Regions from separate parts of the Homo sapiens genome. Here regions 2 and 3 are each linked to region 1. Evidence: chromatin loops called from intact Hi-C (ENCODE). Cell type or tissue: heart right ventricle. All regions are shown on one strand.

Region 1 (2,500 bases):
CACTGATTCTGAGAAAAAAAAAGACTTGGGAATTTAAATCTACCTCAACCACAAATGAACCAATATTGTTATAGTGTATAAAAAGTTGATATAATCTTATTCAATGGAAGCTTCCAGATCGAGTGCAGTAATTGTCCCTATACCTTGCATGAATTGGACCTCACCTGGAATGTTATGTCTCATTCCAGGAAAGACACAGTAAGAACACTGACAATCCCAACTGTCTCCAGGAGATGCTCTGGATTGCTTAGCACAGGGCCTTGGCCCTAAAGCTGCTCAATAAATAAGGACTGAATTATCCCGAATCAATCCTTCATCATCCTTCCTTCCTATCTCCTGAATTGATGAGGAGTCTGGAAATCATGAAAAATGATTAAAGGAAGTTGAAGGGAGGCAACTTCTGGCTTAATATAGAATATGATTTCTAACAGTGCTGCCGCACAAGGAAATGAAACGCCCAACCAAGTAGGGATCTTAGTACAGAGAGTGTTCCAGCAGGTGAGCACTCATGTACCAAGGATGTTACCAAAGGATTGCTTGCAGTAAGTGGGAGACTGAAGCAGGTGACCTCCAAGAGCTCTTTCAACTCTGAGGTCCCTGAAACAGATGTCAGGGTCTGTAGAGGGGATCTCCATGGCCAGCTCAGGACACTGTAGGGCTGGCCCTCCTCCCTCCTCAATGTGAGCCCCTACTCTATATGCTGAGGAATTCCTCAGAAGGTGACTTTACTGACCTGAGGAATTCCTCAGCATATAGAGTAGGGGCTCACATTGGGGAGGGGTGCTGGGCTTCAGCGGCAGCTTTACCCTTTGTGCAGCCAGGGATAGCCACCTGGTGGGGCTTGTTATGACAGAGTGACCTGCACTGGACACAAGGTAGTGTGTATGCCCTAAATCAGACAGAACATTTATTTTCCCTTACTTACAATAAATCACTCTACTTGTTTTAAAAGGAAGCTGGGCCAGGTGAGGTGGCTCACGCCTGTGATCCCAGCACTTTGGGAGGCCGAGGCGGGCAGATCACTTGAGGTCAGGAGTTCGAGACCAGCCTGGCCAACATAGTGAAACCCTGTCTCTACTAAAAATCCAAAAATTAGCCGGGCGTGGTGGCGCTCGCCTGTAATCCCAGCTACTTGGGAGGCTGAGGCAGGAGTATTGCTTGAACCCGGGAGGTGGAGGTTGCAGTGAGCCAAGATCATGCCACTGCACCCCAGCCTGGGTGACAGAGCAAGACTCCGTCTCAAAAAATAAAAATAAAAATAAAATAAAAGGAAGCCGTTTTCGAAGTCATTCTTCAAGAAATAATGATCCTTAGCTGGGAACTTTGTACCTGGGTGCCCCTTATTCAAATGCCACGTCTATATACTTTTTAAACTTTACTAGATTAGAGCACAGGTGAAGGAGGTAACAATGGGACCCATTCTGCCTTTCCTCACACAAGCACTCAGTTAAGAGTAAAATGTCCAGCGTAAATTGCTAGAGCCAAAGCAGCTGGAAAATATTTCCATGAAGCAATAGTGACATCTAGTGGTCAGATGAAATAATCACACTCCTGCTCACTTCAAGTGAAGGAGGGAAAAACAAAACCCCAAGCCTTTTTACTCTCCTTTTATACCTCTTATCCAACCATACCTGACAGGGAATTGGTTGAAAAATCAAAAAAGTCAGTAAAACAGAGAATCATTAAAATTATACATGCAGAGCTCACTAAACACTTTAACCTGGAACATACACCTAACTACGCATGTATTCACCAATCATGTGATGCATGGCCAGGGTCTCTTTCCTGAATGCAGATCCACCAAGTTGCTGCTAGTCTCTGTTGCACAAACCAAACCATTGTACATCATATACAGTGCCCAGCGTTTGCTTATTATATGGTGAGAACCTTAAGACACTTGTGAAACAAAATTCCCTCCGCTGATTTTTATGATTTTTTTTCTCTTATAGTTGTCTCTCTCACCTTTTATTCAATGATGCTTTTTTGGTAACTCAGTTTTATCGAGCCTTTCCAAAGCTTTCATCTTAGATTTTATAGGAACGGCAACTCTTTCTCTTTGTACTCATATTTCATCTGTTTATTAACTATCTGATCAAATACAAATCCTCCAAACATAAACAGGAACAAATGAAATGGAAGGAAGATGTTTATTTCGATAAGGCTTACCTATGTTCATTTTTTTCCTAAGCCAGGGGGCAGGAGTATTTTTAAATCTGATTTAAATTTCCAACGTCCACTGCAATTATTTCATTTCACCTCTCTCTCTCTTTCCTGCAGCGCAATTTCCCCCACCTCCTTCACTTACAGCCCAAACTCCCATCTCCTGTTCAAATGGAGTAGAGATTCCGTCACTCTCTCCCACCTCTACCTGCTGTACTTCCCCACACCAGCTTCTCAACATTCCTGTTTCTTCAGCCTTCCTTCTTATCTCAAAGAAGAGGAAGCTCCCAAGTGTGCATTTACCATTTGGTGTTTGCCTTTCGTTCACCCAACTGTCCTT
Region 2 (2,500 bases), 1.1 Mb before region 1:
AATCAAACTAAGATTTTAAGCAAACACATACATCTTAGAATAGACCAGGTTTCATTTTTCTCCTGTAAACAGAATATTCCAGCAAAAGGAGGTAACTTGTACTCAAGCCCTTGTTCCTACCTTTGCAAAACTCACTGTTCTACTGTTTCCTAGTGGGTTTCAAGACCAAATAAGTACATTTACAATGGTGATAGTGACATCAATGACTAATGTTTTGGTTAATGCCTCAAAATTGAGAAAAATGACCAAAAGTGGGGATTTGTTAAAGCAAACTAAATATTGCCTGAGAAGGACTCTGTACTTCTTTATTTAAGTCCTTGTGGGTGAACTGCAACCTAACTTAATAGGCCGACAAGATTGAAAACCTAACTTAGGAATATGCCCTGAAACTATAGCTGAGACTTGGCCAATCCCAGCAGCCATACTTCAACCACTTGTACACTGCTGAGTGTTCAAACTGTGTTCAAATAAGGCAAACAGCAATCTGTAACCAATCCAGCAGTTTCTGTACCTCACCTCTGATTTCTGTACATCACTTCCTTTTTTTTTCTCTATATATTTGTTCTGACCATAGGCATTCCTGGAGTATCTGTGAATCTGCTGTGATCTTGGGGGCTGCCCGATTCATGAATTGCTCATTGCTCAATTAGACTCCTTTAAATTTAATTCAGCGGAAGTTTTTGTTTTAACATAGGTAGTCAATAAATAGGTCTTAAATTCATGAAAGAAGACTGCCATGGTTGTATACATGGATTCATCCCTCATGAATTTGGTAATTGGCTTGGTTTATATACATATTACTAAACAGAAATGGATTGAAGTCTTTACTTTGGGGCTAGTTCTTGTTTTTCCAGAAATTGCCAATTAAGATAGAAATACAGACAAAGAAGGAAAATAGGTTAGCCCTTAATCATCCATTAAAATAGCATCAGGAAAAAAAAAGATCAGTTCCCATATTGACCAGAAGAGGGCAGAGTCCCAGTGGTAATGTGACATAGGACAGGTGTTTGATGCTGCAGGAAGGTTTCAGAACATATGACACTGCCTAGGGAAGGTAAGCATAAGTGTCAAAGATAGCCACGTGGAAGAAAGAGAAAGAAATAATCTCCAGGAGGGGATGGGATAGGAGATCTTAATAAATCTTAATAAATTCTATTTCCTTTACTGAAATTCATCTTCCTTCCTCAAACATTATTGAGCACCTACTATGTGTCGGGCAATGTGCCTGGGACTCACAATACAGAGACAGATATACTTCATGTGGTGTCTGCCCCAGGAGCTTACATACTAGTAAGGGTTACAGAAAATTTTTTTTTTCCTTATGTGTTAGACTTCTTTTTTCTTTTCTTTTTTTTTTTTTTTTTGCCACATTTTCTTTAAATATATATATATATATATATATATATATATATATATATATATATATATATATATATATTTTTAAATTATACTTTAAGTTTTAGGGTACATGTGCACAACGTGCAAGTTTGTTACGTATGTATACATGTGCCATGTTGGTGTGCTGCACCCATTAAATTGTCATTTAACATTAGGTATATCTCCTAATGCTATCCCTCCCCACTCCCCCCACCCCACAACAGGCCCCGGTAGGTGATGTTCCCCTTCCTGTGTCCATGTGTTCTCATTGTTCAATTCCCACCTATGAGTGAGAACATACAGTGTTTGGTTTTTTGTCCTTGCAATAGTTTGCTCAGAATGATGGTTTCCAGCTTCATCCATGTCCCTGCAAAGGACATGAACTCATCCTTTTTTATGGCTGCATAGTATTCCATGGTGTATATGTGCCACATTTTCTTAATCCAGTCTATCATTGATGGACAGTTGGGTTGGTTCCAAGTCTTTGCTATTGTGAATAGTGCTGCAAGAAACATATGTGTGCTGTGTCTTTATAGCAGCATGATTTATAATCCTTTGGGTATATACCCAGTAATGGGATGGCTGGGTCAAATGGTATTTCTAGTTCTAGATCCTTGAGGAATTGCCACACTGTCTTCCACAATGGTTGAACTAGTTTACAGTCCCACCAACAGTGTAAAATTGTTCCTGTTTCTCCACATCCTTTCCAGCACCTGTTGTTTCCTGACTTTTTAATGATTGCCATTCTAACTGGTGTGAGGTGATATCTCATTGTGGTTTTGATTTGCATGTCTCTGATGGCCAGTGATGATGAGCATTTTTTCATGTGTCTGTTGGCTGCATAAATGTCTTCTTTTGAGAAGTGTCTGTTCATATCCTTTGCCCACTTTTTGATGGGGTTGTTTGTTTCTTTCTTGTAAATTTGTTTGAGTTCTTTGTAGATTCTGGATATTAGCCCTTTGTCAGATGAGTACATTGCAAAAATTTTCTCCCATTCTGTAGGTTGCCTGTTCACTCTGATGGTAGTTTCTTTTGCTGTGCAGAAGCTCTTTAGTTTAATTAGATCCAATTGGTCAATTTTGGCTTTGGTTGTCTTTGCTTTTGGTGTTTTAGACACAAAGTC
Region 3 (2,500 bases), 2.0 Mb before region 1:
TTTCATCACCATTAGGATTTTGTGACCTAAGGCAATTCACTTAATGTTCCTCTAAAGTACCTATAAGATACTTTATTGATCCATATTTTATTCATACTTTCCACTTCAGAATCTTAGGAAAACCTCAGTAGAGCCAGTCTAGGAGTCATTGAGTGAACACTAGTAATGCCCTTTGTGATCCTCCATAGAAAATTGCTTAACAGGACCTAGTTACATATATTGGTTCTAACATCCCAAAGTAGATATTTCCTAGCACTCATCATTATTCTTTAATGTGTCCAGTTAAATCCACACATCTGCCTAATTTTTTTTAATTGAAGACTGCATGAGACCTGAGACCTAAATGATCTGTTCTTGTGACTAGACTGAGTACTAATTCAGGTAGGAAATTGTTAAATCATTTCCAAGTTACAGCATTACTATGGTAGAACAAATTGCGTTTTCCATGAAAGATATCAATAAGGACTTACATAGGACTTATGTCTTTTCCACTTATTCTTTTCTTACCATTTGTGCTAAAGAATTTTGACCAATTTTAGGATTCAAGAGGAGCCTGTTTTCAGAAGTGAAATAGATTAGAAAATTATAGTTTTTATTTTATTAATATCAATTTGTTGTTTGTGAGAGGTGCTGCAAAATAGTGTGAACTATTATTTTATTGATGAAGACAATACTCATGTAAACTTCAGTGGTAATAAGAAAACTAGATTTTTCTTCAGAAGAAAGAAACAGTTCTTTGTTCTCCATGGCCATGTGGGATTTCTGTATTCAGCCTTTAGCCCCACAGCAATATGCGTATCTCTATAAAATTGTTCTACTTTTCTAAGCAAAAGAGCATAGGGGCTATAAAATCTTCTTTCTGAACAAGCCAGTGCAGAACTGTGTAAGTTGCCTTCGTTTGTGTAAATCTCATTGAAAAGCTGCAGGAAATGTTTTATTATTCCTGGAGAGCATCTTGCATTTTTTTCTGCTGCACATCAGCAGCTGTCCAGCAGATGGCACTGTGTGGTAACCAGATGACAGTTGCCTTTGCAAATGTGGCTGTTTGCATTTCTGGCATGTATATTTATAAATACTCATTCTGTTAACATTACAGCGTAGGGTATGACACTTTTTTGAAATACAAGGTATTAAATGCCAATGATTTATAAATGTGTATCATATGCCAGAATATTATTATGTATCATTACCCTCTAGAAGAGGTATAGTAAAACTGTTAATGTTTCCTTAAGGACCTTTTTATTTTTCTGATGATAAATATTGGAGTTCACTTAATAGCTTGTCCTAATAAGGTAGAGATATATCAGCAAATAGTCTCCACACTGATATTATCCTGGGTAGCCCTCCCCTTTTTTGTGTGTTGAGGAAGGGACATGGTTGAGCATAGTGTAATGGCCTTGAATGAAATGTCCACAAACTGCTTTCTGTTGCCACAATGTGGAATATAGTGGCAGTCAGAAAGTAAGGAAAGAAAACTAGCATGTCGTTCACTCAAAGTGTGGTTCTGGAAGCATGGGTCTATCTGGTGCTTATAAAAAAGGGAGTATCTTGAGGCCCACTCTAGACATTATGTATCGCAATATGCATTTTAATAAGATTCTCTGGTGATTCATAGTCACATTAAAGTTTGAGATGCATTGACCATAAGGCCTCCACATCTTTAATGTAAAGCAGGTGTTGAGAGCCTAATCTGCACCAAGCAGTGGACTTGGGCTTGTGTTGCAGATGTGGTCAAGTCAGGATACCTACCACCGGGGAACTTACACTCGGTGAATGGGCAGCATGTTACAAAAAGTACACTTCAGCAAAAAAGTACAATCCAGCAAAAAGGATTTCCTTTCAAATGTGAAGAGGATAGAGGTGAGGTGATAGCAACTCTGAAAGAAGCTTATTATAAATTGTATCGGATTATTGTCTCAACACACTTTCAAAAAGGGGCTAAGAGACGAATGCTCCAAGTGCCCGTGTTTGGTACATATTATGCTGAGGTTCATATTTAATCTTTGTAACAACTCTAAGAGATAGATACCACTGTCCTGAAAGGAAACTATGCAAAGCATTCACACAGCAAGCACGTGATGACTTAAAGCTTCCACCTAGTTGGGTCAGACTCGAAAGCCCAAGCTTCTTCAAGAAGCTGCCTCCTAGAAGCCCAGGCTTTTCCGATAAGTTATCTATCCTTATAGCCCCTGCTATAGATAACAAAGGAAAGAGTTGATTTCCGGACCAAGGATCTGAGGATCTTATATTAAATTGTAAATTTTGGAAAGTTTGTAAGTTAAGCACTTAAGGTGACTTCCTGACTGAAGGTGATGATCACTTATATCTTGCATGTGAGTCATCTGAGTTTCTACATCAGGATGCCTGGAAATATAAACAGAGCCCTGCCATCTTAGGAAAGGAGAAACTGGCTGCAGATAGGGGACCTTCAGATGAAGAATTAGTAATAGGACAGGACTATCTATTAATGCTGAGCTGAGGAGGACTAAGAAGCCAAGTA

What was found. A loop is a pair of places that touch in the nucleus more often than their neighbours do. Peaks named below come from ENCODE experiments on the same cell type or tissue, not always from the same donor. Only the 100,000 strongest peaks of a DNase experiment are listed, where the experiment ranks them.
Region 2: it touches region 1 in a loop (14-fold over the local background); 13 of 110 quality-filtered maps call a loop at or near these places.
Region 3: it touches region 1 in a loop (16-fold over the local background); 9 of 110 quality-filtered maps call a loop at or near these places.

What each region holds. Positions count from the first base shown.
Region 1 is chr12:64,890,094-64,892,593 of GRCh38, reverse strand. All of the region lies in intron 1 of LINC02389 (long intergenic non-protein coding RNA 2389), which reads right to left. Among named protein-coding and RNA genes, the nearest start is that of LINC02389, 7.6 kb to the right of the region's middle. RefSeq lists an enhancer at 2,457-2,500. In heart right ventricle, CTCF peaks have their summits at 1,328 and 1,533 (motif pointing left); no DNase peak of the experiment used is centred here; H3K27me3 peaks cover 860 bases.
Region 2 is chr12:65,982,306-65,984,805 of GRCh38, reverse strand. No RefSeq gene overlaps it. Among named protein-coding and RNA genes, the nearest start is that of HMGA2-AS2, 35 kb to the right of the region's middle. RefSeq lists silencers at 863-1,157, 734-1,305. In heart right ventricle, a CTCF peak has its summit at 962 (motif pointing right); no DNase peak of the experiment used is centred here.
Region 3 is chr12:66,859,838-66,862,337 of GRCh38, reverse strand. It overlaps a transcript of GRIP1 not described here. Among named protein-coding and RNA genes, the nearest start is that of GRIP1, 180 kb to the right of the region's middle. In heart right ventricle, a CTCF peak has its summit at 989 (motif pointing right); a DNase peak (open chromatin) is centred at 997; H3K27me3 peaks cover 16 bases.